Regions from separate parts of the Homo sapiens genome. Here region 1 is linked to region 2. Evidence: chromatin contacts called from ENCODE Hi-C or POLR2A ChIA-PET data. All regions are on one chromosome and are shown on one strand. Each heading gives the region's core, a stretch centred on a gene start or an enhancer-like site at or near the end of the contact. The rest is flanking DNA. Distances are from core to core; before and after follow the strand shown. Region 1 overlaps RPTOR (regulatory associated protein of MTOR complex 1). Region 2 overlaps RPTOR (regulatory associated protein of MTOR complex 1).

Region 1 (3,309 bases), core at 742-3,241, 300 kb before region 2:
CAGCGCTCTCGGGATGAGGCTGTTTCTGCGGGAAGAGCCTTCTCAGGCCACCAGAGTCCCGAGCAGAATTAACTCCCGCCTCGCCTCTCAGCACGGGTGTGCTTGGACTCTGGCCGAGACGCAGGGTTTCGGGAGGGAAGGCGGGTGGAGCACACAGCAGCGTGGTCCCCCATGGGACTGCACTCTAGCTGGGAGCTGGGGCTGGACGGATGAGCGTGGGAGTGACATGGTGTGGGGCCACATGCATGGGTGTCTGGGGGTGAGGAGGGCACCTCAGGCTGGGTCCCGGGACATGTGGACACAGGCCACAGACCGTCTCCAGCCATCCTTCCATCCTGAGCAGCTCCACGGCCACTTGTGGCCGTCAGGAACACAGATAAGTGCAGAGGGCAGACGCATGGGCTGGGGGCCGGGACAGGTGAGGCCTGTGTCCACACATCCATGCGTTAGCAAGAAACAACTTTATAGGACTGTGGTGGTAAAAATGGCGACATCATGCTTTGATGTACTGGGTCAGGCACCTACATGGGGATCCTGGCGGTGGGCCAGGCAACCTCCCGGCAAGACCACCTGGCTCTGAGCTGCACGGATGGCAGAGGGGCCGGGCCAGGGGCCAGCCAGGGGTGCTGCGGGCAGGTGCAGTGGAGCGGCTGCTGCTGAGACGGGGGGCAGGAGGCTGAAGGAAGGCCTTGAATGTCAGACAATGGTTTGGCCTCTACAGAAAATGCGGTTTTAACGAAGGCTTCACCTGGAGGGTGGTGAGGAGCTGGTGTGAAAGAGGGCCTGCCCAGTTGTGGTCTGCAGAGAGCAAGACCCAGGGCAACGAGGCCTGGTGGGATGGGGGCACTGGAAATAGGAGGGATTGAGGTAGGGGATTCTTGTGGATGTCAGGCCAGACGAAGGGCTGAGTGAGAAACAAGCAGGATGGAGACATCAAAGAAGATTCTAGAACCTGACACAGTGCTGAGACCTGGGTTCCCATTTAGTTTCACAAACATTTATCCTGCCCCACCAGGGCCAGGCACTGCTGGGGGAACCTGGGCTCCATCAGCGATCAAAGGAAGCCAAGTACCAGCCAAGGGGCTTCATTGCCACGGGGAAGAAAGGAAACACGTGACTGAGGGTGTAAGAATGCAAGTGCTCTGGGGAAGGCAGAGCAGGGAGGGCGCTGGGGGCGGGGCTTCTGGGGGGCCAGGAAAGATGGGGAGGCGCTGGGGCAGGGCTTCTGGGGCACCAGGAAAGATGGGGAGACATGGACTCTCCAGGTTGCCATGGTTCTGAAAGCCTCTGCAATCTTCACTGAAAGGACTAAAGAGATTGCTGTTCTTTGGCTGAAATGAAAGAAGAAATTGGCTGGAAACAGGGAAGTGCTGTGCACAATGGGATTCTGTGTAAGTTATGACTTCTAAACACTTAGGTAAGCACGGTGGTTTCCAGGTGGTGTGAGTGACACCTCACTGAATATGAATGAGGCTGGCTTTGCAGGGGCGACTTTGTTTTCTTTCCTTCCTAAACTCCAGCTCATTGTGAAACTCTTTCCTGTCAAATTTCCTAAGATTTGAATGATATACGAATAAAACTCAGTTTTCTCCAGTAAAAAAAAAAAAGTCAGGAATCACATTGTATAAGAAGGATGGTGGAATGGGGAGTCCAGCTCCTTCGAGAAGACAGAAAAGAAAGAACCGGCAGAGGAGAAAACTCATGGAGGCCAAGCCCCTGTGTCCGGGCCCCAGGCTGCTGTGTGCTTCCCGTCTGGGTGGCCCTCAAATGAAACTGCGATTCTTCGCCCTGTACTCCACCGAGACCAGTACCGAGGATAACAACGGCATTCACTCATCACAGACAAGAGCTAAGTTTCACACAGGAGTTGGGCGGGGCCTCCGCAGTCCCTCTTGCCTGTGGACAGCACCCAGGGCCTCAGGCATGGCACGCGCACAGCAAACAGCAGCCTCAGCAAGTTCAGCCACCTGGAAACTCCACAGCTGTGAACTTTCTGTAGCCTTCGCCAGCAGAAGGGGAGATGCCCATGTGGTATCCAAATGCCCAGGGGGAAAGGGAGGTGCTGTGGGCGTGGGGACCTGCAGACGGAAGCTCTCAATGGTGCCATGGTGACCCAGCGCCACACTGCCTGGCTTGAGCTTCCTGGATCAACAAAAGGTGCGGTTCTGCACACTTGCAGGCCAGGTGCAACTTTTTATTTTGATTCTTACTTGATGGCCAGATACGTGTGAGTGGAGGGACGAGAGTGAACCGAGAACCCCATGGAGCATGGGCCAGGTAGGGTGGCGGGGCCACCAGGCCCTTGGCAGACGGTCACCAGGTGAGCACCGAGGGGTGATGCTGCTGTCGCTTCCTGTGAAAGAAGAAGGCCAGTCGAGCACAGTGGCTCATGCCTGTAATCCCAGCACTTTGGGAGGCTGAGGCGCGCAGATCACCCGAGGTTGGAAGTTCGAGACCAGCCTGACCAACTTGGAGAAACTTTGTCTCTACTAAAAGTACAAAATTAGCCAGGTGTGGTGGCATGCGCCTGTAATCCCAGCTACTTGGGAGGCTGAGGCAGGAGAATTGCTTGAACCCGGGAGGCAGTGAGCAGAGATCGCGCCATTAAACCCTAGCTGGAGTGACAAGAGGAAAACTCCATCTCAGAAAAAAAAGGAAGGCCACAGTGAGCACACGGCCCCAGGAGGGCCACAGTGGAAGCAGGGAGACCCGGGAGAGAGCTGCGACCACCAGGCCAGAGCTGCTGGCTCAGGTGGCTGCGAGGCGGGGAGGAGACGGCCACAGATGCCCGGCTGAGAGAAGGATGTGTTGGGGCACAAAGAGGAGTCCCCGACTCCTGGCCAGGAGTCAACCTGAGTAAACGCCGGTCCCCTTGGCTGCAGAGGGAGGACGCCCACTTCTGCAGGGAGGGGTGGGAGATGCCCAGAGCCGATGGTACTGGCTTCGACACAGGTGGCATTGGGTTTGCCTGTTCTGTACTTTTGTGCCCCAGCATGCACAGTGGGGGCACTGTCAAAATATCTGTCCAATCCGTGGGAGAATCCCAAGCCCTCTGACTCACAGGAGTATCCTTGGAGGCCAGGGTGCGGGCAGGGTGTGCCCTACTGTCAGGCTCTCTGAGCTGAACTCAGCCTTGTTTTTCTATGGCCTGTGTATGGTTCTTATACTTTTTAAGTGGTTGAAAAAAAAATCAAAGGAACAATATTTTGTGATGTGAAGTTACGCAAAATTCAAACTTCAGTCCACACGGTTACATAGCAACATGGCCAAGTTCATTCACCTACACGCGGTCTCTGGCTACTTTTGCAC
Region 2 (3,213 bases), core at 50-2,549:
CGGGGCCTGACCAGCCATCCCTGGCACGGAACCTGCGTGCCCCTGAGATGTGGGAGAGCGGCCCGCCGGCGCTGCGGCTGCACAGCCAGGTCCCCAACCCTCAGTGATGGCCAGCAATCATTTTCTCCTTCCTGCAGGGGCAGGAATTCAGGAAGGGAAGGGAGGGGACACCCTGTCTCTGCTCCACAATGTCCGGGTCCTCAGCAGGCAAGATGCAAAGGCCGGTGATGGCTCAGTGGCTGGCACTGGCACCACCAGAAGCTTCACCACTCACACATCTGGCGGCTGACAGTGGTGGTCGCTGTTAATGAGAAACCACCTCCTCCCATGGCCTCCTCTGGCAGCCTCTCCGATGGGGCTGGTCTTGGGTTCTGAGAGAACCAGGTGAACGGTATGTCGTCCTCAGCACACCAGCCAAGAGCGCCATTTCCCATCCAGTCACAGCCCATCCAGATCCAAGGGAAAGAACAGCAACTTCGCCTCTCAATGGGAGGCGTTTCACAGTTACACTGCAGAGAGGGCACGTGCGGCGGGAGACGCTGCTGCGGTCATCTTGGGAGGCGTTTCACAGTTACACTGCAGAGAGGGCACGTGCGGCGGGAGATGCTGCTGCGGTCATCTCTGGAAAATACGATCTGCCACTGTCCATCCTCTGGCCACCACACGTCACATCCTCCCACATGCAAAATGAACCTGACACCTCCCCAGGGCCCCCAAGGCCTGTCCGATTACTGCTATCAGCTTGAAGTCTGGGGTCTCGTCACCTAAACCCTGCCCAGCTGAGAAGCCTGTGTGCAGGAACATGCAGTTCCTCAAGTCCACCCCTCTTCCATCCCCGTTCTTCCCAATCCAGGTCTAAAGAGCTGACCCAGACACACCCACACCCCACACACAATGTCCCACCCAGGACAGCCACTCGAGGCAGGCACACAGCGCCAGCACCTCCATCAGGGCTCTGTCCTGGTACCTGGGGCTTGTTTTCTGGGATCTCAGCTCCGCCTTCTCAGATATACTTCATTTTCCATGAAAAGTACCCCACATTTACAGCTGGGTGATTTTCACAGCCTGCTTCCTCCTCACAGAAGTCTGGGGGCCCAAAGACTTATTTTCATTTTGTATTGCCTCTGCTCCTTTCAGTCCAGGCAGACACATAATTTCTTTAAAAACACTTGGTGGCCTTTTTGTGTATTAACTCATAATCTCCTCCATTAGACAAGCCACACCCATAAAGAGACAAGCCCTTTACCTCCTGGGCTCCCAGAAGAGGCTGTGGCATGACAACGCCCTTTGGACTCTTAGAGGCCAGACGGGATTTAATGCAAGAATCTGCAGGCCTCTCCTCCAGCTGAAAGGCCAGACACTGCACTTGGATCTCAATCTGAAGCCTTAGGAACGGAGCTCACAGCCCAGTCCAGATGCATTTTGCCGGAAGCCCTTTCTTCACTTGAGGAGCCTGGAGAAGAGGCTGGGAATGAGAAACAGTCTTATTTTTGAACCCAGGAAGTCCTCTTCCTTTACACCAAGGAGAAGCCAGGTGGCACTTTGAATTTTCTGCCTGGAAATCTCCTAAACTAGATGAGCAAGTTCATTAAATACACACATACTTTCCTCTTTCCCACAGCAACAATGACACCAGGCTTCCCACCACCACCTAACAAGGGGCCCCTTTCCTCCAGCGTGCAATGACACGTTCCCTCCTTTCCTTCCGGGGTAGGCAAAAGGCAGCCAGTAGGCCAAGCCCAGCCTGCTGAGGACCAAATCCAGGGCACCCATGTGGTGGACACCGTCTGCAGTGCCTTCTCACATTGGCAGAGTAGCAGGGACAGTCATCATGTGCCACCCACAGGCTAAAATACTAGACCCTATTACCTTCTAGGAGGCCCTTCAGGCAGCCAGCAGCACTCTCCTGGAGGCCCGGAGGCTTCTGCCCAACACCCCATCCCAAAGCCAGAGCTGCAGGCATTGGGATTTGATTATGGCCACACCTGGCTCCAGCTTCCAAAACATGTTCAAGTTATCCACTGCTGCTTAACAAACCTCCCTTTACTTAGCAGCACAAAACAATCATTTCATTATGCTCACAGGTCCCATGGTCAAGAATTAGGAAAGGGCGCCACAGGTCTCAGGGGGCCTCAGCTGGGAAGACTTAAGTCTGGGGGTGAGTGTCTTCTGGGGGCTGGAATCACTGCATGGTGGCTCACCTTCACAGGGCCTCACCGCATGGCTGCGGGGTTTCCTCACAGCACACGCCCCAGCAGATCCAGGGGAGAGCCTTTTATAACCTGGTCTACAGTCCCGAGTCAGCCCAGATTCAACGGGAGGGAACAGGGACCCTACTCACAATGGCAGAAGTGTCAAGGTCACATTATAAGAAGAGCTTGCCTGTGGCCATGTGAGGACAACACCATCTGCCAGCTTCCCGGGGGGCTGGGGTGGGAGGACTGCATGAGCTCAGGAGGTTGAGGCTGCAGTGATCACAACACTGCATTTCAGCCTGGGCAACAGAGCAAGACCCAGTCTCAAAAAGATAGATAGATAGATAGATAGATAGATAGATAGATAGATAGATAGAAAGAATCAAGAAAGTTTAAGGTCAATAAGCAATACAAGCCTTTTCTAGCGTCTGAACAGTTAATGTATAAGCTGTTTTACTGAGCAGCTCTTCTGGATTCTACTGTGACGGTATCAGCTTCATGTCCGGTGCCTTTCACATCCCCATTCACTGCTCCATGCAGGGAAAACACAGATTCCACATGTGGAAAGAAACCAGTTTGTCAGCAGGATCACAGAGCTGCAAGCTCACGAGGCCCTCCAGAAGCCTCGCAGACTGCGGCAGAACCACCCTGCGCAAAAGATCAGCAACTTGGACTCAAGGCTCTTGGGCATCTGCAAATGCGAACGTTCCTGAGGACTCTCTCACCCCAAAAAACTGCAGATGACCTTCACATTTTTAAAAACCTTTTTGTCTCCTAATAAGAAGCAATGACCATCTTAGAATACAATATCAAAAACAGTACAACCCAGAAATCTGAATTGATTCTTCCTCCATCCATGAATTGCCCTGAAAATTACATTTGTTATCTTGGGCTGCCCCACACCCCACCACTTCTATTAAATAAGTTGTCAGAGCCATTAATTTCTTTCTAGACGCCTCTCTGCTGTGGTCTCTTTACCTTCATCACCATTTCTACTCCTCCATGTTGAAATGGCATC

The links. A loop is a pair of places that touch in the nucleus more often than their neighbours do. ChIA-PET counts read pairs that join two places held with the same protein, here RNA polymerase II (POLR2A). Pooled maps may share reads with other maps.
Region 1: a loop to region 2 is called in a pooled map, with 2.3 times the contacts of the local background. The contact joins two enhancer-like sites. A Hi-C loop is called at or near these places in 3 of 37 single-sample maps with no recorded cell type and 10 of 50 pooled maps. POLR2A ChIA-PET finds 5 or more read pairs at or near these places in 3 of 52 experiments (BJ, activated CD4-positive, alpha-beta T cell and activated CD4-positive, alpha-beta memory T cell).

Annotation. Positions count from the first base shown.
Region 1 is chr17:80,899,678-80,902,986 of GRCh38, reverse strand. All of the region lies in intron 20 of RPTOR (regulatory associated protein of MTOR complex 1), which reads right to left. Among named protein-coding and RNA genes, the nearest start is that of CHMP6, 91 kb to the left of the region's middle. Within about 2 kb of position 1,991, at least 11 of the 41 ENCODE cell types and tissues checked have a DNase peak (open chromatin) inside an H3K27ac peak, as active enhancers do.
Region 2 is chr17:80,598,242-80,601,454 of GRCh38, reverse strand. All of the region lies in intron 1 of RPTOR (regulatory associated protein of MTOR complex 1), which reads right to left. Among named protein-coding and RNA genes, the nearest start is that of RPTOR, 55 kb to the right of the region's middle. Within about 2 kb of position 1,299, at least 2 of the 41 ENCODE cell types and tissues checked have a DNase peak (open chromatin) inside an H3K27ac peak, as active enhancers do.